Linked DNA regions of Mus musculus: regions 2 and 3 are each linked to region 1. Evidence: chromatin loops called from intact Hi-C (ENCODE). Cell type or tissue: left cerebral cortex. All regions are shown on one strand. Region 1 holds the start of Prdx5 (peroxiredoxin 5). Region 2 holds the start of Rps6ka4 (ribosomal protein S6 kinase, polypeptide 4). Region 3 holds the start of Ccdc88b (coiled-coil domain containing 88B).

The links. A loop is a pair of places that touch in the nucleus more often than their neighbours do. Peaks named below come from ENCODE experiments on the same cell type or tissue, not always from the same donor. Only the 100,000 strongest peaks of a DNase experiment are listed, where the experiment ranks them.
Region 2: it touches region 1 in a loop (4-fold over the local background); 12 of 42 quality-filtered maps call a loop at or near these places.
Region 3: a loop joins it to region 1, with 2.0 times the contacts of the local background. A loop is called at or near these places in 11 of 42 quality-filtered maps.

The regions. Positions count from the first base shown.
Region 1 is chr19:6,906,316-6,914,315 of GRCm38, reverse strand. Prdx5 (peroxiredoxin 5) reads left to right here and starts at 4,210. Exons shown (of 6, transcript NM_012021.3): 1 at 4,210-4,857; 2 at 6,200-6,334; 3 at 6,643-6,774; 4 at 7,036-7,074; 5 at 7,189-7,250; 6 at 7,365-7,619. The coding sequence starts at 4,699. The coding sequence ends at 7,470. Trmt112 (tRNA methyltransferase 11-2) reads right to left here and starts at 4,618. Exons shown (of 4, transcript NM_001166370.1): 1 at 4,054-4,618; 2 at 3,852-3,953; 3 at 3,643-3,732; 4 at 3,288-3,564. The coding sequence starts at 4,131. The coding sequence ends at 3,457. It overlaps Esrra (estrogen related receptor, alpha), which reads left to right. Exons shown (of 7, transcript NM_007953.2): 3 at 121-237; 4 at 368-496; 5 at 1,433-1,600; 6 at 1,692-1,961; 7 at 2,306-3,339. The coding sequence ends at 2,565. Mir6990 (microRNA 6990) reads left to right here and starts at 30; the gene lies at 30-120. In left cerebral cortex, no CTCF peak of the experiment used is centred here; DNase peaks (open chromatin) are centred at 3,835, 4,254 and 4,603; H3K4me3 peaks cover 3,270 bases; H3K27ac peaks cover 2,134 bases.
Region 2 is chr19:6,837,190-6,845,189 of GRCm38, reverse strand. Rps6ka4 (ribosomal protein S6 kinase, polypeptide 4) reads left to right here and starts at 4,563. Exons shown (of 18, transcript NM_019924.2): 1 at 4,563-4,697; 2 at 4,785-4,856; 3 at 5,512-5,730; 4 at 5,823-5,938; 5 at 7,028-7,135; 6 at 7,354-7,434; 7 at 7,507-7,610; 8 at 7,713-7,863. The coding sequence starts at 4,643. Ccdc88b (coiled-coil domain containing 88B) reads left to right here. Exons shown (of 27, transcript NM_001081291.1): 27 at 71-567. The coding sequence ends at 126. In left cerebral cortex, a CTCF peak has its summit at 4,523; DNase peaks (open chromatin) are centred at 4,253, 4,508 and 5,325; H3K4me3 peaks cover 2,013 bases; H3K27ac peaks cover 1,740 bases.
Region 3 is chr19:6,851,874-6,859,873 of GRCm38, reverse strand. Ccdc88b (coiled-coil domain containing 88B) reads left to right here and starts at 1,663. Exons shown (of 27, transcript NM_001081291.1): 1 at 1,663-1,794; 2 at 2,083-2,240; 3 at 2,379-2,490; 4 at 2,568-2,637; 5 at 2,717-2,775; 6 at 2,864-2,947; 7 at 3,622-3,765; 8 at 3,884-4,032; 9 at 4,141-4,222; 10 at 4,360-4,518; 11 at 4,986-5,132; 12 at 5,287-5,395; 13 at 5,550-5,686; 14 at 5,772-6,932. The coding sequence starts at 1,735. In left cerebral cortex, CTCF peaks have their summits at 3,049 (motif pointing right) and 5,778 (motif pointing left); DNase peaks (open chromatin) are centred at 1,660, 3,045 and 6,791.

The DNA.
Region 1 (8,000 bases):
CCCTTTCCTCCCAATACCCCCAGACTGGTGCTTGCCCAGGGTGAGTCAGGGCTCTCCTGTCATCTGGGCCCCCTCCGGGCTCTGGGAGGCCGCCACTGGAGCCCTGCCTCTTCCTGGCAGGGAGCATCGAGTACAGCTGTCCGGCCTCCAATGAGTGTGAGATCACCAAGCGGAGACGCAAGGCCTGTCAGGCCTGCCGCTTCACCAAGTGCCTGCGGGTGGGCATGCTCAAGGAGGGTGAGCACTGGGCAGAGCCTGGGTGAGATGGGGGTGGTCCCGTGGGTTGGGTGGGAGCCTGGGCAGAAGGTGGGGAAGTAGAGCTGCGCGGAGCAAGTACTTCATGAACAGTTTGGCTTTACAATTCAAGGTGTGCGTCTGGACCGTGTCCGCGGCGGACGGCAGAAGTACAAACGGCGGCCAGAGGTGGACCCTTTGCCTTTCCCGGGCCCCTTCCCTGCTGGACCTCTGGCAGTAGCTGGAGGACCCAGGAAGACAGGTGAGACCCTGAGACCCAGGCCTTACTTTTCTCATTTCTCCCTAAGAGATAATTATAAAAGATCTTTACAAACCATAGCTCAGGATGTAGCTCAGTAGAGTGCCTGCCTACCATGTGTGAAGCCCTGGGTTTGATCTTCAGCACTGCAAACACCATGCACACTTTAATTCCAGCATTCAGTAGGCAAACCAGGACCGGGAGGTTAGGGTCATAGGTGGCTGTAGTACGTTCAAGGACAATAAACTACTTCACAATCCAGATGCCCAAGTAGAAGCATGATCAGGATGGGGGTGTCTTAGGGTTTCTGTTGCAGTGATAAAACATGACCAAAAGCAACTTGGGGAGCAGGAGTTTATTTCAGCTTCCAACTCTCAAGTCACACCCTCACCGAGGGAAGTCAAGGCAGGAACTCAAGGCAAGAGGTGATATAGAGGCCATGGAAGCATGCTGCTTCCTGGCTTAATCCTCTTGGCTTGCTCAGCCTGCTTTGTTGCACACAGGCCCACCTGCATAGGAATGACACCAGCCACAGTAGACAGGGCCCTTCCACATCAATCAGCAAACAAGAAAGCCCTGCCTACAGGCCAACCATATCGAGGCAGTTTCTGAAGGTTTCCTCTTCCCACATACACGTGTGTCAAGTTGACAAAAACAAATCAGCACGGGGTCGGGGAACTTTCTTTTTTGTAAAGGTGTTGGGGGAACCATGGCCCACTAAATGCTAGACTGTGGCGTCTGTAAGCTACCCCCAAGCCTCAGGTAGATTTTCTAGTGCTCACAGCCCTTCTCTGAGGAAGTGAATACTTTGTCTTCCGGCTTACCATCGGAGTCCAGGGAAGGCCAGAGGGGAATGTCTGGGAAGGCACCTGGCTCTGAGGGACTTCAGAGGTCTGGCAGATGTGTGTTCGTGACTCTGGCCCCACACTGTCACTGTAGCCCCAGTGAACGCTCTGGTGTCGCATCTGCTGGTGGTTGAACCTGAGAAGCTGTACGCCATGCCTGACCCAGCAAGCCCCGATGGACACCTCCCCGCTGTGGCCACTCTCTGTGACCTTTTTGATCGAGAGATAGTGGTCACCATCAGCTGGGCCAAGAGCATCCCAGGTAAAGGGCTGGGTGGTTGAGCATCCTTGAACAGGTAGGCCGTATTTGGCCCTGCTGCCTTCCTGACCTGTCCTGTTCCCCTGCCCTCCAGGCTTCTCCTCACTGTCACTGTCTGACCAGATGTCAGTACTGCAGAGTGTGTGGATGGAAGTGCTGGTGCTGGGTGTGGCCCAGCGCTCACTGCCACTGCAGGATGAGCTGGCCTTTGCTGAGGACCTGGTCCTAGATGAAGAGGGGGCACGGGCAGCTGGCCTGGGGGATCTGGGGGCAGCCCTGCTGCAGCTGGTTCGGCGACTGCAAGCTCTTCGGCTGGAGCGGGAGGAGTACGTCCTGCTGAAAGCTCTGGCCCTTGCCAATTCTGGTGAGTGATCAGGGAAAACACACACAGGTCTCCCCATAAGGTCCTCCAACTGTCAATGATGGTGGTATGACCCTTTGTTGTGGATGAGGACAACTGAGGCATAATTATTGGAAATCACCAAGTAAGCCAAGGTCCTGAATTATACATAGGATTCTGAGCCCTAGTGGTGTGCCAACCAGGCAGTAGTGAGAGGGGCAGTGTGGAGGTTGGGAGGTGTCCACTGGTGAGAAAGGATAGGCCCCGGCTCACAGGCAGAGCAGCGAGTGTATTAGCCCACCCAGAGTATCCAAACAGATGAGTCCTGCCCTTTAGTCATCTCAGCCAATGGTTCTCTCCCTTCCTAGACTCTGTGCACATTGAAGATGCTGAGGCTGTGGAGCAGCTGCGCGAAGCCCTGCATGAGGCCCTGCTGGAGTATGAAGCTGGCCGGGCTGGCCCTGGAGGGGGTGCTGAGCGGAGGCGTGCAGGCAGGCTGCTGCTTACGCTGCCACTCCTCCGCCAGACAGCAGGCAAAGTCCTGGCCCATTTCTATGGGGTGAAGCTGGAGGGCAAGGTGCCCATGCACAAGCTGTTTTTGGAAATGCTTGAGGCCATGATGGACTGAGGCAAGGGGTGGGACAGGGTGGGGTGGCTGGCAGGATCTGCCCAGCATAGGGTGTTAGCCCCAAAGGGGCAAAGCTGGAGTCTGGGCAGTGCCATAGCCTGCTGGCAGGGCCAGGGCAATGCCATCCGCCCCTGGGAGAAGGCTTCATGCCCTTCCCTCCCCACTTTGTGTGTGTGGGGGATTGTCAGAAGCCAGGAAAGTGAATGCCCAGGTGTGGGCACAGTGCTGCCCCTTGCAAGCCATAACGTGCCCCCCAAGAGTGTTGGGGGCCTCGCGGAAGCCATAGGGGGCTGCAGGGGATGTGCAGGAGGCAGACACTGATCTCAGGGAGGGAAGGGATGGAGGCCGCCGGCTCCCACTGGGTGATGCTTTTGCTGCTGCTTAATCCGATCTCCTCTCCGGAGCAGAGGGGGGCTTGGAAAGCAAAGGCCCCGTCCCTTCGCTCCTCTCCTCATCCGCATTGGGCATTATTGCCCCCCCTTGAAGCAATAACTCCAAGCAGGCTCCAGCCCCTGGACCCCAGGGGTGGCCAGGGCCCCCTATCAGCTCCCACCTCAAGGGGTGGGGGACAGCACTGCCTCTATGCCCTGCAGAGCAATAACACTATATTTATTTTTGGGTTTGGCCAGGGAGGCGCAGGGCCATGGGGCAAGCCAGGGCCCAGAGCCCTTGGCTGTACAGAGACTCTATTTTAATGTATATTTGCTGCAAAGAGAAACCGCTTTTGGTTTTGAACCTTTAATGAGAAAAAAAATATACTATGGAGCTCAAGTACACGGTGGTCGGTGAGTCACTGGGGGGAGTTTGGGGGTCACACATGACACGTCTATTTAACAGACCGTACAACAGAAACACACAGTCAACAAAATACCAAAGTGGCGGCTAGCAAGGTTACGTCTCAGTCTCCTCATCATTCAACAGCATATTGGGGATCCCGCGGCTGATGGGGAAAAGACGACCAGATTCTGGGCATTGCAGGGTGCCCTCCAGTACATCAACCTGCAGGGGAGCAGGACAAAGCTAAGCACCGGTAGCCTCAGTGGGAGGTCTGGGCAGGCGATGCCCAAGGATTCTCACCTCAAGCAACACGTGGTGCATCTTCCTCAAAAATGTCTCGTCGTGCTCATAGCCTTCAGTCGGCTCTTTGGGTACCTCGGCCAAGTTTAACTGTGGAAAGGAAGCGTACGTGGTCAGTGGGCACACGAACACCGAGGCCGTCCGGGCAGGGAAGAGGCTCAGAGCCTGAGCCCGCCCCCAAGGGGCGACAGAAGGGGCGGGGTCCTTACGGTGTCCGCTGCCTGCACAAGCGCCGCCCACTCCACTTTGGGGATCATCCGCGCCACGAACTCCGGGTTGAACTCCACGGGGTTGATGCGGACCTCAGTGGCCTGCGGGGGGGGGGGGGCGGTAAAAAGGTTTAGCGAGGTAGGTCCGGGTCCCGGAGGCTCCACCCTGAACTATATGGGCGATGAACCCTTGTGCAGTTACCTGCAGGCGCAGCGGGAAGCCACGCGTGCCCACGCCCCGCACATGGGAGCTTAGGAGATTGTGGGTGAGCAGTTTCATGTTGTCACAGCGGAGCGCGTGAGGCCGGAACCGGAAGGAGTCCACACTTCTCCTTTCTACCACTTCCGCTTTGAAGCCGTTGAACTCTTCGCCGGACCGGAAGTGGCCGACTTAGGGGACCTTTTGGGGGGCTTGGCGGCAGCCGAGATCGGAAGGACTGTGTTGGGTCACGTCCTGGTACCGGAAGCGTTTCTCGGGGAGACTGCAAAGGCTTACGCCGAATCCCGCTCGCTGAAGAGAGTACACACTATGCAAGTCACGTGTAAACCGGCTGCGTTACGGCGCAGGTAAAACGAACACATTTGAGGCTCAGCCAGATCATCCCCGACCTCTGTTTGCGGCTATGGGTCACGAACTGTCACGTCGGTAAACCAGGCACCTCTTTCTGCGATTGAAGAAGGTGTGCGAGCCCTGAGAGCCCCGCCGCGTCGTAGTGCGTCACGGCCCTGCCCCTCTAAGCCGGCGCTGTGGCTGCGACGTGGGACGTGCGGCGTGGGCGGAGCTGTCCCTGCATCCACCTCCTGTGGGCAGAGCCATCTGCGGGTGGGCTGCGGCAGCGGGGCGGGTATGCTACAGCTGGGGCTTCGAGTCCTGGGCTGCAAAGCCAGTTCTGTGCTCCGTGCATCGACGTGCTTGGCAGGCAGAGCAGGCCGGAAAGAAGCAGGTTGGGAGTGTGGCGGAGCCCGCAGCTTCAGCAGCTCCGCGGTGACCATGGCCCCGATCAAGGTGACCGGTTTTACCTTTCCTGGGTCCAGCCTATCGCGTCTCTTTGGGTTCCACGCGGGGTCTCGGGCTGTCCTCCTTGACGTTTCTTCTTGTCATGTTTTTTGTAAGACCCTGTCTCTGCTTCTCCGTCCTGGGACATTTCTTGAGCTGCCCTCTCACATCTATGCCACGTCCAGGGACAAGTCCCCACCATTTTCAAGCGACCGAATGCTATGTCATTTCCCACATTCTTAAAATGCCTCTTTTGCCGCTTGGCAGCTTTTCCAACCCTTTCCCCAAAGCCCCAGCACTTTTGTGATTGTACTAAACTCCATTTCATCTCATCTTTTGAAAGAGCCATGGTCCCTTGGGGACCTGGGTTGATCTTTTCCACTTCTGTTTCCACTCTATGTATGCTCACCCCGATCCCGCCCTTCTGTTTGATCTTTCTGGGAATTCTTGAACCTATCCCCTCTCCTGTTTTTGGACTTAATTTTTAGAGAAAGAGAGAGGGAGGGAGAGAGGAAGGGAGGGATGGAGGGAGGGAAGGAAGGGGGGGGGCACACAGAGACAGAGGTTGACTTACTATATAGTCTTGGCTGGCCAGGAACTTGGTGTGTAGACCAGACTGGCCTCAAACTCCTAGAGATCTGTCTGACTCTGCGTCCCGAATGTTAGGATTAAAGGCCCTTTATAAAAAGAAGAAAAAAGAAAAACTTTTAAACATGTACTTAGTGTGTGTGTTTGGTAACAGGCATGTGAGTGTGGTGGTCAGAGGACAATTTTCTCAGGAGTCAGTTCTATCTACCATGTCGCTTGTGGGGCTAGAGCTCAGTTGACCAGGCTTGGTGGTGGGCACCTTTACCTACCCACCTCAGCCTTCCTTTCCTCTTGTGGCTCTGAAAGCCCCCAGGTGGGCTGACACTTCCCACCGACCCCAAGAGCCTACATCCTGAACATTTTGGCTTACATAGCTAACCTGGTTTTCCAAAGTGTTTCTCCTGGTGTGTGGATAGGATTTTTCTTCCTGCCTGTTACCAGGCGGTTTCTCAACCCCAAACATAGCCCTCTGTACCCCTCCTCTGTGCATTGACCCATCTTGGGTGGCTTGTTTATACAGTATTGCAACACTTGAGAAGGCCTCTCCCTTTCTCTGTTGCCACCAACTGGCCTTAAGCAGAATCAGTCATGTAGGATGTGGGGCAGGCAGGACATACAGGAGAGCGAGGACAGAAATGGACCCCTGAACCGCCAGGCACTTTTTCTGCTGGGTGTGAGCACTGGCTCCATCAAGGTCTATCTGTGTGGCTGTGGTTCACTAGTCTCTCTTCACTCTGTTTTACCCTGGAGTCTTTTTCTCCAGGTGGGAGATGCCATTCCCTCAGTGGAGGTATTTGAAGGGGAACCGGGAAAGAAGGTGAACTTGGCAGAGCTGTTCAAGGGCAAGAAAGGTGTTTTGTTTGGAGTCCCTGGGGCATTTACACCTGGCTGTTCTAAGGTGAGACTTCTCCTTTCGAGAATCAGAAACTGGGGACCAGGAGTGTGGGAGAAAAGAACCCACATTAAATCTGATAGCTCTGATTGACGCTGGTGGTGGAAGCCCTTGGGACTCGGGCTAATGAGACAAAAGATTTGCCTATGGTCTTGACCATACACCCTTAGGTCCAAGCTTCCTAGTAGCCAAGGCAAAAAGGAAGTGGCCAGTTTCACACTGGTTTCCTTACCCTGGTCAGGGATGTTAGGAAATAGGGGGAGCAGGCTGAGCAACTGCAGTTGCTCTCCTTTGACCTTTTGTTTTCCTCTCAGACCCACCTGCCTGGGTTTGTGGAGCAAGCTGGAGCTCTGAAGGCCAAGGGAGCGCAGGTGGTGGCCTGTCTGAGCGTTAATGACGTCTTTGTGATTGAAGAGTGGGGTCGAGCCCACCAGGCAGAAGGCAAGGTGAGGTGTGGGGCCCGTGAGGGGGACGGGGCCAGGTAGGAAGTTTCCTTGTTTTTGTGACATGTTATTTACTCATTTTGTGTGTGGGGTGGGCACTTGTGCCATCATGCACGAGTGGAAGTCGAGGCTAACCTGTGAGACCTGAGTCTCTCTTACCAGGTGGGGTCGTGGGGACTGAGCTCAGGTTGCCAGACTTGGCAGCAAGCACCTTCACTCACCGAGCCCTCTCACTCCTTGTGACATTTATTCTCTTTTCTGCAGGTTCGGCTCCTGGCTGACCCCACTGGAGCCTTTGGGAAGGTGAGTGTGCCATCCTTCCCTCAGCCTGCGGTTGGTCCTGGAGGGACATGTTATATGGGAGCAGCCCCGGGCCTGTGTGGGGGTTTCTGACCCCCATCTCTGCCTGTTCCCTAGGCGACAGACTTATTATTGGATGATTCTTTGGTGTCTCTCTTTGGGAATCGTCGGCTGAAAAGGTAAAGTAGACCCCCTCCCCCCAGCCTCTCCCTGTTGGCACCCAGCCCCTCCCTGTTGGCACTAGGGGCCCTGGCTGCTGCCTGGGCTTCTGCAGCTGGACCTCTTTCCGGCAGGTTCTCCATGGTGATAGACAACGGCATAGTGAAGGCACTGAACGTGGAGCCAGATGGCACAGGCCTCACCTGCAGCCTGGCCCCCAACATCCTCTCTCAACTCTGAGGCCCTGGCCAGATGTCCTCTGACTCTCCCATCTCTCCCACCCGGCTCTAGGCCAAAAGGCTCGGTACCTCCTTACTGGGAGCCACGTAAATGGAACCTTGACCATATTTCTGCAATAAACAGTTTAATTTGTGTCTTTACCACTGGTACAGGGTTGTCTGCTTTGCCCTTGCTCACGTGCAGCCATACATAGCACTGAAGTCAGTGGCAGGGATTTGGAGGAGAAAGTGAAGGGACAGCCTGCAGCTGAGAGGAAGCCAGAATTGGTTTTGCTTGGTACATCCTGAGACATCTGATGCTTGGTCTAGGAGCTGGCAGATTCCGTTGACTTAATACACAGGGCAGGAAGCTTCACTTGAGGCCTCCCATCCTGCAGACTGCAGTTCCTCCAGGAGCACCCTGGCTCTGGCTTGCCTTCATCAAGGCACACAGTACCAGGCTCAATACTGGAGACTTCCTGAGGGAGGAGCCGTGGAGAGGTGTGGCCAGTGATGAGTGGGAACGAGGGCCAAGAGCCAGGGTCACCAGTG
Region 2 (8,000 bases), 69 kb after region 1:
GGTCCCATGGGCTGCCTTGACTGCTGGCCATCTTTCTGGGAGGAAACTTGATCCCAATCTTTCTCTCCAGCCTTCCAGGAGCAGAAACCGGAGAAACAGTTCCTTACCCCTTCCCTCAGCCAGTGATTCTGTGGGGACAGACGGCTTAGGCGTGCAGCCTTCTCCCCATTGTAGGGTCAGTGGGGCTCCCAGGCAGCCCAAGAGCCGGGGGACCAGGGGACCCCAAGAAGACCCCTTGGACAAAGAGGCCTGGGCTCTCAGGTCCCCCACAGCCTATACTGGGGCTCTGAGAAGGAGCTGGGACGAGGCTGTGGACAGGGGAGATGATTGGTCCAAACCGGGAGCTCCTGGCCAGGGCTCTTGCTCTGAAGTACAGCCCTCACCAAGGAGACGATCCCTGGGAGACTCCCCAGCTGAAGACGGCTGGCAAGAGTGGGCAAGAAAACCCTCTGCCAGCTCTAGATGGGGAGCTAAGGCCCATTCCCTGGGGACAGGCCTGGGCTGATATCTGAGCATTGTCTGGGACACGAGGGAAAGAAGAATAAAGCTGAAACCCCTTGAATCTGGGTTCTGTGTCTGCTGGCTGCTTGTGGGAGACTGGAGGTGCTGGGGACGTCTATTGCTGTGGGCTTCTGTAGTCAGGGAGCCATGCCTGGATCAGGCAGCAAAAGGAATCATAGTGTGGCCATTTGGCCTTGTGAAAACCTGCATGAGCCCGCCAGGTAACCAGCCAATGGGGGCAGGGCCTGGGTAGGCATTTAACAGCGGATGAGACCTGGGGTCTGGGATATGAGAACAGTGAACTTAGTTGGCCTGACCCTGCCTCTCAGGGCACTTTTCTCTCTCCATGTTTTCCAACCTCCTCATCTTCCCCCACCCAACCGCTTTGGAGGAACCAAGGAACTGGAAACCCCTGGTCAGCTCCTCAGGGAGCTCACAGTCTGGTTTCTATAAGAGGTGGTATGGCACATCTCTGAGCTGGGTCACCAGGATGACAAAAGGGAACTGATACAGCTTTAGTTGTCAATTTGACACCTGGGAAGAGGAAAGCTAACAGAGAAATTGTCACCATCTGATTGGCATACGGGAGTGTCTACGGAGGCATTCTCTTGATTGATGTAGGATGGCTCAGTCCACTGTGATGCTATGTCCCTAGGCAGGTGATCCTGGGCTGTATAAAAAAGCTAGGAGAGACCCTGGAGGCATGGCTCAATAGTTGAGAGCACTCACTGCTCTTCTGCAAGGCCCACATTGGGAAGCTCACAGCTTTCTGTAACTCCAGCTCTAGGGAATGCCTCTGGCTTCCATGATCACCAGTTAAAAATAATAAAAATCTTGAAAGAAAGAAAGAAAGAAAGAAAGAAAGAAAGAAAGAAAGGAAGGAAGGAAGGAAGGAAAGGCAGCCGAGCACGGCAGAGGAAGCAAGGGAACAAGCAGCATCCCTCCACGGTCTCCACTCCATGGTCTCCACTCCAGTTCCTGCTGGGACAACTCTGGAATTTTGGTTTCTTTGAAAACCACAGAAATATTATGTGAATGTATTTTAGTTTTAATCCCAGGTGTGGGATATGGGGCAGAGAGTTCCTGAGACTGTGTTATGTGACTTTTGGAATTCTGGAGTTCTCAAAGGGTATATAAACAGACACTAGGGCCCTTGAGAGGCTACGTGGGTTGAGAGGCTACGTGGGTTGTTAAGTCGTGTGCACGAAGAAGAAACAAGAAGAAATTAGATAACCTGATGGTGAAGATTAAACTTGCACCAAGGAACTGGAAACCCCTAGTCAGCAGGAAGTCTAACAATAATGTCTCCCTCCTTTCTCACCTTGGCTTTCTTCAGGGATCTCTTTCCTTTCCCCTCTATCCTTTTTTCTCTCTTACCCTGTGTTAGGAAATTGAAAGGGTGGGAGAAAAGGGGTAGAGAAGAGTGGGAGAAAAACCCCACAAAGTAGCAAAAGACAGCTACAAGTTCCTACCTCTATGTTCTTGCCTTGGCTTGGCTTGGCTTGCCAGCTAAAACTTTTTTTCCCACAAGTTACTTTTTGCCAGAGTATTTTTTTTTAAATCACAGTCACAGAGAAGCAAACTAATATAGAAGTTGATGGACCATGTGGCTTGTATGCTGTCGAGTGCTCAGAGCTTAAGGAACTGTTGTGGGAACTTGGAGACCACAGTGAGAGCAGTGCAGACAATGGTGGCTTGGCTTGTGAAGTTTCAGAGTTTGTCAGGGTTATCCATATGATATATTTGAAATAAGAATCAGTAGAAGTGATCTGGGCTGTGGTGGTGCACACCTTTGATTCCAGCACCCAGGAGGCAGAGGCAGGTGAATCTCTGAGTCTGAGGCTAGTCTGGCCGATGGAGCAAATTCCAGGATAGCTGGGGCTACACAGAGAAATCCCGTCCCAAAAAAACAGGAGGAAAAAAAATCAGTGAAACCTTTGATTTACTGAGACAACAAATGTTTGTCAGCTAGGGCTGACTCAGCTACTACTAATAAGAAACCAGTGTCACTGAGGCAAAATCTTGTGGAGAATGTTTCTCAGGGTCACCACACAGAAGCTGTGGCCAAGTAGGGGCCAAGGCTGCATCTTAAGCTGTCAATCAAACTTGGCAAACAATGTGTAAGAGGCTTCCAAATGGTACTGGTTTCAAAGGCCTGGAAGGGTCATGGAGAACAGCTGAGGCTTGGTACCATGTAGCAAGGTCAGAGTCCCAGAAGGGGGCCAGGAGGTCTGTGGTGAAGGTCCAGTCTCAGTCGCAGTGGAGACCTCAGGATCTGGGAGATACCAGGAATGTGGGACAAATGCTAAGGACAGCAGCAGTTGTGGAAAGGAACTGACTCAAGCCTTCAAGACAAGCCATGTGTTCTGTGGATGGCAGGCTAGCAGAGCAGAGCAGCTTCAATGATTTGAGGCCAGAAGATAAATAAATAAAATAAAGAAATCTTAAAGTATGTCAGTATTTTAGACTTTACAGTAGCCCACATTTAAGAGACTAGATTTTATTTAAAAAGATAATAAAGACTATCCAGTTATTGGTTTTTTTGTTTGTTTGCTTTTTGTTTTTGTTTTGTTTTGTTTTTTTTTTGAGACAGGGTTTCTCTGTGTAGCCCTGGTTCTCCTGGAACTCACTCTGTAGACCAGGCTGGCCTCGAACTCAGAGGTCCACTTACCTCTGCCTTCTGAGTGCTGGGATTAAAGGTGTATGCTACCTTCTTAAAATATTGGGATGCTAGCATGAGACCTTAAGGACAAATAAGAAAGGAAAGGCTATGCTTTAACACAGACGAGCTGACGGGGTGAAATGTCATAGTTCTTTTGTCAAACTAGACACCTAGGTAGAGGGAACCTCACAGCTGAGAGACTGCTTCCAGCAGATTAGCCCATGGGCATATTTGTGGAGGCATTTTCTTGATTGCAAATTGATTATAGGAAGGCCTAAGTCACTGTGGGTGATACATCCCTAGCTAGATGGGCTTGGGTTATGTAATAAAGCTAGCTGAAAAAGTCAAGGGATGAAAGTCAGTAAGCAGTGCTCCTCATAAGCAGTGCTCCTCATCATAAGCAGTGCTCCTCCATGGTCTCTGCTTCAGTTCTGATCTCCAGGTTCCAGCCTTGAGTTTCTGCCTTGACTTCCCTCAGTTATGGACTGTAGCCTGCAAACCAAATAACTGCCCCTTCCCCAAGCTGCTTTAAGTCAGAACGTTTTATCACAGCAACAAAGAAGCAAACGAATACAGGGACAATTAGGCTGGGTGGCAGGATGTGAGTCAGGGCACCCGAGGCTGCCCCAGGGAGGGTGGGGCTCCCTGGGAAAGGTGGAGTGGGGTCCTTGTGCAATCAGCCCTGCAGGCTCCCTCTTTAATTCTTTTTGAAATTACATTTATTTTATATTATGCCATATGTTTGCATTGTATGTAGGTGCAGGCACTTAGATCTAAGGGCAGCTTGTGGAAGTCGGTTCTTTCTTTTTACCATGTGGGAGGGAACTAGGCATCCAACTCAGTTGGTCTCCTTTGGGGCAAAAGCAACTTTACCCATGTAAAGTGGCTTCCTGTTTCTGAAGTGTACTCTCAGGATGCCCATTGCCGGCCCAGCATCAAGAGCCTAGGGCTCCTGTGTCCAGGGAATATAAAGATCTCCAGTGTATTTGCTGAGCTTAACGAGTGTAACGAGTGGTCCTAAAGAAGGAAGTGGGCTGTGATTTGTGTCTGTTGGCTAAGAGGAGCAGAAGAGGCAAGGCTGCCACGTGGGAGGGAGGGCTCCATCAGCCTGGGTGGGCAGCCCTCCTCAAATCCTGGGACACAGACCTCTAGTGTCCTCCATATCCTGCTGGACAGACACCTGGCTAGGAGGCTTACTCCAGCTGCAGCCACATGTCACCCAAAGGCCCTGCACGGCTCTCACTGGTCCCGGGGCCAGGAGACCCTGCCACCGTCTGATGCTTCCCACCCGCAGCCCCGCTCCGTCACGTTCCAGCCGCCTGACTCAGGCCGCACGGGGCGGGCTGGGAGCCGGGAGGCGGTGCCGGCGCCCGCTCGGCCCCAGAGGCGGCACCAGGAAGCACCCGCCCCGGCCGGAGCCGCCATGTAACCGGCGCCGCCCGTAGCCCCAGCCGCGCGGGCCCCAGCGACCCGCCCGCCATGGGAGACGAGGATGAGGACGAGGGCTGCGCCGTGGAGCTGCAGATCACCGAAGGTGGGTGCCGGATCCCGAGGCGGCTCTCCCGGACGGGTGGCAAGAGTCAGCGACCCTCTGGGCTCACTCGCCCCCCTGTGTCCGCAGCCAACCTCACCGGGCATGAGGAGAAGGTGAGCGTGGAGAACTTCGCGCTGCTCAAGGTGCTGGGCACGGGAGGTGAGAAACCGCTTTCACTGGCATGGTGCTTTGGGCCTTCTGCCCGCCCACTCGCCTGGACCTGGGCCTGGGCCTGGTTGCTGGGGAGGTCCCCCCACCCTTTCCCGGCATAGCTCCCCTTGCCCGCCCCGCCCTACCGTACCAGGGTTCCGAGCCTACTTGCCGGGCGTCCACGTTGACAGGACTCTTCTCTGCAAAGTCCTATGCGTGCGTGCCCCCTGCCGCGATTTCCTAGCCTCTTTGGGGTTTTGACTCCCTCCCAAGAGCTTTGCACAGCTTCTCTCCCCATCTTCCCTTGCGAGCCCCACTCTTGTATTTTGCAAATTCCCCAGTCCGGGTTTGCACATCCCTCCGCTGACTGGGAGCGCGCCTCTGCCTCCGGTGCCAGCGTTTTCATCTTTTCTCAGCTCTCTTGATCATCCCAGGTTTGCACGTGCCCCGCCCCTTCCCCGCCCCGCAGGCCTTCTGGAGTTGCAAGCTCCCCAGGCTAGTTTGCACTGCAAATTGCTTTTCAGGCTTAACCGAGCACCCTCCAGGGAGGGCTCACCTTCTCCTTAGAAGGCTCTGTCAGCCTTTTGCACCCCCCTTCCCACCAGTCTGCACCGCCCTCGCACTTACAGCCCACCTTCCAACCGCTTGCTTGCTGCTCCCACAGCCTATGGGAAGGTGTTCCTGGTGCGGAAGACGGGTGGGCACGACGCGGGCAAGCTCTATGCCATGAAGGTGCTACGCAAGGCGGCGTTGGTGCAGCGCGCGAAGACACAGGAGCATACCCGCACCGAACGCTCGGTGCTGGAGCTGGTTCGCCAAGCACCCTTCCTGGTCACACTGCACTACGCCTTCCAGACGGATGCCAAGCTGCACCTCATCCTGGGTGAGGGCCTGTCACATCTCAGCTTTGGAGAGGGACGGGAGTTAGATTAGGCTACCTTGTAGGGAAACATTTCAACGTCTCCTCACTCCCAGACTACGTGAGCGGTGGTGAGATGTTCACTCACCTCTACCAGCGCCAGTACTTCAAGGAGGCTGAGGTTCGAGTGTATGGGGGCGAGATTGTGCTGGCCCTGGAACACCTGCACAAGGTAAGAGACGGCCCTGCCTTTTGGCTGCTCTCCTGGGACTGCCCTGAACCTAATGAGGGGCTTCCTGTTTCAGGGGTGGCCTGGGCGGGGACCTTGAAAGAACTGCTTGAGACAGCACTACCTGGAAGGGTCTTCTGCTCCAGAACCTTCTGGAAGGGGCTTTCCTCCAACAGGAACCTAGGCTAACCTTCATCGGACTTCCTTAAGTGGTGACCTCAGACCTCAGTTACCAAGACCTCTGAAATGGGGCTTTTTGTTCACACTCCTGGGCGCCTTGGGGCCTGTGCACAGGACTTCTCAATGCAGGGTACCTTTGGTGGCCCTTCTTGAGTCCCTTCTTACTTGCTTTTATTTTGTGCATGTGTGGTGTGTGTATGTGCATATGTGCCAGAGCACATGTGTGGGTCAGATTCTGTGACATTAACAATATCCTTCCACCTTTGCATGGGTTCTGAGATCCATCTCAGATTGCCGGCACTCTCTCTGCTGAGCCCTCTCGATGGTCCCCTGTTTAACTCTTCCTGTAGCCATCTCATGTAGCCCAAGCTGGCCTTCAGATCCCTGTGTAGTCAAGATGACCTTGAACTTCGAATCCTGCAGCCCTTGTCTCTTTGAGAGTTCAGGCTTGTTGATCACTCCTGGTTTCATGGGGTGCTGGGGACCCAGCCCAGGGCCCCATGCTAGGTGCTCTTCTAACCAGTCCCACCCAGCCTTGGTCCTTATTTTTTTCTCTTTGATCTCTTCCTTTTCCTCTTTGTTCGTTGTTTTGTTTTGAGGGTCTTGCTCAGTAACCCGGCTCTCCTGGTAATTGCTGGCTAACCTCGGCTAGCCTCAGCTGGCTGCCTTAGCCTCCTGGGCACTAGGAGGATAGGCATGAGTTTACATGCCTGGATCCAGTGGCTTTTCTTATCTAATAACTAGCTCTGCCCAGCTTTATCCTGCCCTGGAGTTCTCCCTGCAGGTGAAAGATCTTCAGGGCATCTCTTTATCCTACGTGGGGACCTACAGGGACCCGCAGGGACCCACAGGGCTGTGGCTGTGTAGTGTGTCTCTCAGGGTGGCACTCAACGTCCCATCTGCTCCTGACAGCTGGGTATCATCTACCGGGACCTGAAGCTGGAGAACGTCTTACTTGACTCAGAAGGTCACATCGTCCTTACAGACTTTGGGCTGAGCAAGGAGTTCCTGACGGAGGAGGTGAGTGAGTGGCGCTCCCAGCCAGGCCTTTGACCTGCTCCCTCCGTGTCAGCCCCCTGGGAGGGGGCTGCAGAGTGGTCGGGTACCAAGGTTCCCACTGTTTTCCCAGAATCTTCTAATTTGAGCAAGTTCTGCTCTAAGCCTTTAGGGCCCTTGGGGTAGGGGTGAAGCTAAGGTATACAAATAAGGTATACAAATGGGTCCTCTTGGCTTCTCAGAAAGAGCGGACCTTCTCCTTCTGTGGCACAATCGAGTACATGGCTCCCGAAATCATCCGAAGCAAGGCTGGACATGGCAAGGTGGGTTGTCAGGGTGAAGGTGGCAGGGGTGGGGCTAGTGCACAAGGCCTTCACTCTGGCCCTGCTCCATAGGCTGTGGACTGGTGGAGCCTGGGTATCCTGCTCTTCGAGCTGCTGACAGGGGCCTCACCCTTCACACTGGAGGGAGAGAGGAACACTCAGGCTGAGGTGTCCCGGTGAGTTGTACAGGTCATGGAGGGTAGCTGAGGGCTATACGGCCTTCCTGGGCTGGGCTGGGAGGGGGCTTGCTGCCCCTGACACCCCACCCATCCTCCCAGACGGATCTTGAAGTGCTCCCCTCCCTTCCCTCTCCGGATTGGGCCTGTGGCACAGGACCTGCTACAGCGGCTGCTGTGCAAGGACCCTAAGAAGAGGTTGGGCGCAGGTCCCCAGGGTGCGCAGGAAGTCAAGAGTCACCCCTTCTTCCAGGTGAGGCTTTAATGTATGACCTCATAGGTCCTTCACCTCTGAAGGCCGGGCTGCAGCATGGGGAGCACAAATGTATTCCATCTTTTCCGATGTTACACACAATAAGAGGTCAAAGGGCAGAATGTGCAGACCCCACT
Region 3 (8,000 bases), 54 kb after region 1:
CACACATACACACATGCACACACATACACAATACACAAATACACATACACACACAAACACACATACACACACACACACACACACACACACACACACACACACACACACACACACACGATGGTAGGATCAAAAGGAATTGCTGAGTTCCGTGGCAGAATTCCCACACAGAGGCGACTCCTGAGATGGCTTCTGTTGTGAGTCCCTGTGTCTGTTTCCGGCAACCTCCCACTCTGGGACATCCCTCCTTCAAACAGTTTCCACCACCAGCTTGGGGACCTGAAAACCAGGGTCAGGTCCCTCCCTCTGGTGCTCCCACCATTTGGGTTGTGGGTTCAGAGTGCTCCCTGAAAGACCTCAGAGTCCTCCTCTAAGCTCCTCAAGCCTTTCTCGGGAGTTGCTGCTGGGGCTTTGGAATTTTCTTGTGCCTGCAATGACAGCTGCATCAGGGCTGAAGCCAGCTGAAGGGCAACAGTACCTTGTCACCTGACTTTAGAAATGATGACCGAGACAGACAAGAAGACAAACACAAGTAGTTCCTGATCTATGCTTCTAGCTGCTGATTCCTTGGCTATCCTTCCCTCTCAGCAGGCTGCCTCCTGCCTCCTCTGGGAAGCCTTCCCTGACTGCCCTGTGAAAGCACTTAGTAGGACTACAGTGTCTTATTTCATGTGACTATTCTCTCTCTCTCTCTCTTTCTCTCTCTCTCTCTCCCTCTCTTCCTCTCTCTCTCTCTAACACAGGGTCTCTCTAAACAGGCCTAGATGTCCTAGAACTCCAGGCTGGCTTTGAACTCAGAGATCCACCTATCTCTTTCTCCTGAGTGCTGGGATTAAAGATGTGTGCCACCATGCCTGGCCAGCATCATCATTATTTTGGGAAACAGTCTCACTAAATTGGTTTAGCTGGTCTAGCATTCACTATAGGTAATCCAGGATGGCCTTGAATTCCTGATTCTCCTGTCTCTACCCTTCAAGGGGCTGGAATCACAGGCATGCATCTCTACTCCCGGTTATAAGGTACTAGAGATTGAACCCAGGGCCTTGTATATGTTAAGCAGGCCCTCTATGGACTGAGTCACATTCCCGGGTATTGTGTGCTTCCTTTTAAGGAGTTTACAGATGGGAAACTGAGTCTGGTAACTGCGGTTACTGGCCTTCCTCCATTTTCAGTGTAGTATTTACAAAGTCCAGGAGGGTCAGCGTCTACTCTCTCCTGGGGTTCAGAGGAGCTGGCTGGGACATGCAGCACCTGTAGCAGGCTTCAACAGCTGACAGATTGGCATGAGACTGAAGAAGGAGATACCAACAAATGAAGAACAAATTCAAGGCCATCCTGGACTACCTATAGTGAATGCTAGACCAGCCTATTGACTCCAAGGCAAGGCCAGAGCTCTTTTAGTGACGACAGAGTGCCAGGCTGAGGTCACTCTCTCTTGCCCACGAGAGAAAAGGTCTTCCCGTTATTCCCATGGAGTCAGGAACCCTGTAGGCCTCCCCTCAGCTAACTTACAGCTTTGTAGCTAGTCTTACCTTATCTGAGACCCAGGGAAGATGTGTGTGTGTGTTTGCGTGTATGTGCTGAGACACGATTCGCAGCCCTGCAGAACCCCGGAAGAAGGAAGCTGTACAGGGTCTGTGGCTGGGCCTCTGGGATCCCCCAGCCGGGGACTTCCTCTTCCTCTCAGAGCAGGTGTAGCTGCCACAGCGTGACAGGGACTACACCCTGACCCCCAACATGGAGGGGGCCAAGGGGCCCAGGCTCAGAGGCTTTCTGAGTGGGAGTCTGGCCACCTGGGTGAGGGTCAGGTGGGAGAGGAAGAGAGTGTGGGGCAGACTGAGGGCTGGGGGAGGAGGGGCTGGGTGTATAGCATCAGCAGGGGGGGGGGAGGGGAAGCTGGTCTGGGAACTGGGGCAGGAGGCATTCAGGGGCACTGGTGAAGTGTGTGTGTGTGTGTGGGGGGGTGGTAGTGGGAATCATAGAGTGTTTTGGGACAGATCAGGGACTCAGGATGAGTTTACTAGTTGGGGGTGGTGGTGGTGGGGAGTTTCTACCTGTTTAGCTGACTTCTATTTGTTTCCACAGGCACTGGGACTGGCTGGGCTGGTGGGGGAGGCAGAAGAATCAGCGGGGGGAACAGAGGAGGAGGAGGAGGAGGAGGAGGAAGAGGGGGCTCTTTGTACAGAGAAGAGATTCCTGCGGCTGATCGATGGAGCCTTACTCCTTCGGGTGCTGGGCATCATGTAAGTGACATGGGGAAGTTGAGTTGGGGGGGGGGCTGTGAATAGTAGGAGGAGTCTGAGGGTGGAGGGCAAGGCCTGTCTGGGTTGTGGGGAGGTCCTCAAGCCAACCTCTCACCCATGTTCCCTGGGTGATCATAGTGCTCCCAGTTCCCGAGGAGGACTTCGAATGGTCAGGGGCCGTGATGGTCCTGCAGCCTGTCGGATGTGGAACCTCTGTCATCTATGGGGGCGACTGAGGGATTTTTACCAGGTAAAACATTGGGAAGGCCAGACAGGAGGCCCAGCAGCCCCTGTGAAGGTGTCTTTCTTAGTGTTGGCCTATTCTAGGAGGAGCTACAGCTGCTGATCCTATCACCACCTCCAGACCTCCAGACAATGGGGTGTGACCCCTTCTCAGGTGCTGCTTCCTACCCACCCTCTGTCCTCTGTCCCTGCCCCATGTCCCTATTTAACCCTTTGTGGCTTGTGCCCAGCAGAAGAGGCAGTGGACGAGCTGGAAAGCATCCTTCGGCTGTTGCTGGGGGCCTCAGTGCAGGTGAAGAGGGGACGGGAGAAGAGAATGGAGTTCTGACAGGAGGAGGGGCCTCTGTGTGCCAGCTTTGGGCCTTCTCTGTCCACCACAGTGTGAACACCGGGAGCTCTTCATCCGTCACATCCGGGGCCTCAGCCTTGACGTCCAGAGCGAGCTGGCTGGTGCAATCCAGGAGGTACTGACGGCAGCAATACAGTCCAGGGGCTTGATTGGGTTCATTTTCTCTGCCAGCTGAAGAATTAAATGGCAGGGAAAAATCTGAAGCGCAGCAGGTGGCAGCAGAGAGAGCTCTTGCACAGCAGACAGAAACAGCAGTTAGGAGAGGCGGTTATGGAGGGCGAGCAAGCACACATGCTGCAGACACACAGAGAACAAGGCTCTGCTTTGCAGAAGCAGGGCTCAGGAAGCCAAAACAAACAAACAAACAAACAAACAAAAACAAAAACACCCCCAACAAACAAACAAACAAACCCGGTCTCCTCTGGAGGCCTGCGGTTTTAAAGACTCTGAGAAGTCTTCCTCACCCTATTTTCTCTGGTCAGAGACTGTTGTGTGACATGTCCTCATCAGGCCTTGAACTTGTTGAGCCAGTATGTCAGCAAGGGTCCACTAGTGGGCGGCAAAAGCTGCCAGGCTTTTGTCTTAAGTAAGCAGGTTGAGGAGGAAGCTGGCCATCTTGGAAGAGCTTTGCCACCTCTTCCATGTCATGGCTGCTCTTCCTGTCTGTCTGTCTACCAGGAATTATGTCTAACTCCTGATCTCTAGGTACTGTGGTGGGTGGCACAGGGGATTTGTTGCTACCCCTGAAGCCACCTTCACCTCCTGATGTATTGCTCTCTGTGCCCTCAGGTGACCCAACCTGGTGCTGGTGTGGTACTGGCTCTGGCTGGACCAGAATCCGGAGAGCTGGTGGCTGAGGAGCTGGAGATGCAGTTACGGAGCCTGACAGGGATGATGTCCAGGCTGGCGCGGGAGCGCGATCTGGGGGCACAGGTAGGGGACAGGCAAGGGGCGATGGGGCTGTCATAACCCAGAACGATTTTGTTGGGATCGGAGGCCCGATGTGCAGAGGTTTTGGAAGATGCTTCTTTGACCTTTGACTTCCTGCTAGCGGTTGGCTGAACTGCTGCTAGAGCGGGAGCCAGCCCACTTGCTGCTGCCAGAGGCTCCTGCTAATGCGTCTGCGGAGGGTGTCTCGCACCATCTGGCTCTGCAGCTGACCAATGCCAAGGCCCAGCTGAGACGCCTGAGGCAGGAGGTGTGAGTGTCTGAAGGCTCAGGAAGGGGTCAGTGGGATCTGGATGGGTCCCCAGCCCCCGGGTGTGGCTCTGCAGCTGGCAGACACCCTCCATCATCCCATCCTTCCAGGGAGGAGAAGGCTGAGCAACTGCTGGACTCCCAGGCCGAGGTGCAGGGCTTGGAGGCTGAAATTCGAAGGCTCCGCCAGGAGGTGCGGTCCAACGTCTTCCCCCCAACACACCGCCCTCCGCCATTGTCCCCTCTTCATCGTGGTCCTATTGCTTCTTGCGATCCCTCACCCCTCTGTCCCGTGGCTCGCTAATCCTAGTTCCACACCATATGGCCCAGACTCAGGCGCTGTCCGCACAAGCCAAGCGCGCAGAGCTCTACCGCGAGGAGGCAGAGGCACTGCGGGAGCGGGCCGGCCGCCTGCCACGCCTGCAGGAAGAACTGCGGCGCTGTCGCGAGAAGCTTCAAGCTGCAGAGGTCTTCAAGGGTCAGCTGGAGGTGAGGTGGGGGCGGGGCTGGAGGCGGAGTATTTGGTGGGTGTGGTCTGGAGGCGGGGCGTGTAGGAGGGGAGTCTGGCCAAGAGAAGAGTGGGTCTAGCCTTGCTTGGGAAATCGTGATAGCTGGGTGAAGCGGGTGAAGATACAGCAGGTGAAGTCTGGGACAAGCTCTTTAGGATGGGCGGATGTAAGGGAGAAGAGGAGGAGACTTGAAGAGACGGATAGGGTAAAATAGGGAAGTCGGCAGTGAGACCCCACCAAGTAGCTGTACCGATAAGTGGGGTCTAGAGAGATACGGCCTTGGAAGGCTTCTCCTTGGGGTACCTGGGGAGACCTTGAAGAGAGTTGCAATGGGAGGTAGGGAAAGAGGCAGGGTGTGAAGCTGTCCCAGGAGAAGGAATCTGGAACTGCCAGGCTCTGAGCATAAAGATTTCATCTCACCAAGGATCCTCCTGGCTTTCCCACCAGGAGGAGCGGGTCCTTTCCGAGGCCCTGGAGGCCTCGAAGGTCCTGCTAGAGGAACAGCTGGAGGTTGCCCGAGAGCGCTCAGCCAGGCTGCATGAGACCCAGAGGGAGAACCTCCTGCTGCGCACGCGGTTGGGCGAGGCCCATGCGGTGAGCTAGGCTGACCTGTCCATCGTTGTCCCTGGTTCTCCATGACTCTAATGATGCCCAAGGTTTCTCTACGTGATTCCTGTAGTATGTTGGGATATTCAGACTTGCACATTTGGCCGATGAACAAGGTACTGACCTATTTTTCCACACCCAGGACCTGGACTCTCTGCGGCATCAGCTGGAGCAGCTGGTGGAAGAGAATGTGGAGCTGGAGCTGGAACTTCAGAGGAGTCTGGAGCCACCCCCAGGCTCCCCTGGGGAGGGTGAGTTAGGCCTAGGGTAAGGGCAAGGATCTGGGGGTGAAGGCAGGCTCTCTGAGTGGGGAGGACTTGTTTTCAAGTCCTTACTAAGTCTCTGAGAGGTGTTGGGGTGGGAGTCAGAGAGGGCGGACAGAGTTTGACTTGGTCATGTCTCCAGCCTCCCTACCCGGAGCAGCACCCTCACTGCAAGATGAGGTGAGGGAAGCAGAGGCTGGGAGGCTAAGGGCAGTGGAACGGGAGAACCGGGAGCTTCGAGGCCAACTACAGATGCTTCAGGCACAGCTTGGCAGCCAGGTTGGTCCCTCCGGTATCCTTATCCTCGCTGCTTCCCACCCACATCCTTCTAATAACCCCCATTGTCTCTCTCATATGTCCTCAGCACCCTCTGCTGGAGGAGCAGAGGGAGAACTCCAGGCAGCCACCTGTGCCTAACAGGGATCCAGCAACTCCCTCGGCCCTCCATCACAGCCCCCAAAGCCCCGCTTGCCAGATAGGAGGTGAAGGCTCCGAATCTTTGGACCTGCCTTCTCCAGCATCATACTCTGACATCACAAGGTCACCCAAGTGTTCTCAGGCACCCGACTCACACCCAGAGTTGGAGAGTCCTCTCCAGATGGTATCTCAGGATCCCCAGACCTCAGACCAAGCTCTCCAAGAATCAGACCCTACTGTGGAGACACATCAGTGCCTGGAGAAGTCTGGTCATAGAGTCCCTCTCCAGAGTCCCATCGTCTGGGACCCACCACAGGGTCCAGAGGTCAGAATTGAAGTGCAGGAGTTGCTAGGAGAGACTGGAAGCAGGGAGGCTCCCCAAGGGGAGTTGGTACACAAGGCCCAGGTCCTAAAACAAGAGAGCCCCAAATGCAGGCCCAGATCTGCTGAGCTCACCCTCCGGGAGCCTCTGAAGGACCAGAAGGCCCTGGATCGGGAACTAGAACTATCCAAGCAACAGAAAGAGACAGGAAGGCATGAACAGAGGCCCAAGGGGTTGGAGAGTAAACTGGGCCCTCAGAAACCACAGCAGACATCAGAAGGGGTGCCTGATGCCTGGTCCAGGGAGGAGCCAACCCCGGGGGAGACCCTGGTCAGTGCTATCCCAGAGGAGCAGGCCCTCAGAGATGAGGTAGCACAACTAAGGAGAGAGGTTGCAGGCCTTGAGGTTAAACTGCAAGCCCAAGCCCAAAGACTGGAGGCCCGAAGTGCAGAGGCTCTCTGCCTCTCTGAGGAGCTGGCCCAAGCTCGCAGAACAGAGGCGGAGGCCCATCAGGAGGCAGAGGCCCAGGCCCGGGAGCAGGCCCGTCTGCGTGAAGCAGTGGATACGGCTAGCTTGGAGCTGGAGGCTGCATCTCGTGAGAGGGAGGCCCTGGCAGAGGCACTAGCAGCAGCAGGCAGGGAGCGAAGGCAGTGGGAACGTGACGGGCCCAGGCTGCGGGCTCAAGTTGAGGCTGCCGAGCAGCAGGTGCAGGCTCTGGAGAGCCAGGTCCGCTGTCATCTGGAGGAAGCTGAGAGGGAACATGCGGAGAAACAAGCCCTTCGGGAGGTATGTGGGGTACAGCAGTGGGTCAGGAAATGAGGGCCTGGGACAGCTGCTGGGTTGTAATGGTGTGGGTTTCTTCACTGCACTGAGATGGGACAGAAGGTAGAAAATCCAGCCCGCTCCTGCTGTTGCAGGACACCTGATAGCCAGTCCTTGATGGGGCTGGCAACAGGAAGGACTCACACTGCCAATTCTCTGGTCTATCCTGCACTCCTGTTGTGGTAGACTCTGTCCCTTTGCCCTGGCCCCTTCTTCCTGTATAAAACAGATACTGAGCCTTGCAGCACTCAGAGTCTATTAGCAGACCAGGATGATTGTGGAAAGTGCCTGACTCATACCTGGCCAAGGCCTGCTGTAAGTGACCAAACAATAGCTCTCCAGGAGCCGGGGCTGGAGTCCATTCTGCAGTGAGCTTGCCTGGCACGCACAGAGCATACACCATACCCAGCCCCTATAAACTAGACATATGCTTTTCATTCCGGCACTCAGGATGCGGAGGCAGGAGGATTAGAAGTTCAAGGCCATTGTTTAGATTGCTTTTCTATTGGAACTCAGAGCAGGAACCTGGAGACAGGAACTCACTGAGTGATGCAGAGGCCATGAAAGGGCTCTGCTTACTGACTCCTTGCCATAGCTTATTCTCTTCTTTTTTATACAATGAAGGACAACCTGTGCAGGGATGGTACCATCCACAGCGGGCTGGGTTCTCCTGCATTAATCATTAACCAGGAAAATGCCCCACAGACTTGCCTATCGGCAGTGTGATGGAGGCACTTTCCCAGTTTCCTGTTCCCAGATGACTGCTTCTGTCAAGTTGACAGCATAGAGATCTTTGGCTGTATAATGAATTGGAGGCTATCCTGGGCTACATGAAACTCTGCCTAGAGAGAAAATGAAAACAAAACATTCAGTAAAGATGAAGTGTGCCAGGTAGTGGTGGCGCACACCTTTAATTCCAGCCCTTGGGAGGCAGAGGCAGGCTGATCTCTGTGAGTTCAAGGTTAGCCTGGTCTACAAAGTGAGTTCTAGGACATCCAGGGCTGCACATAGAAACCCTGGATGTGGCATTGA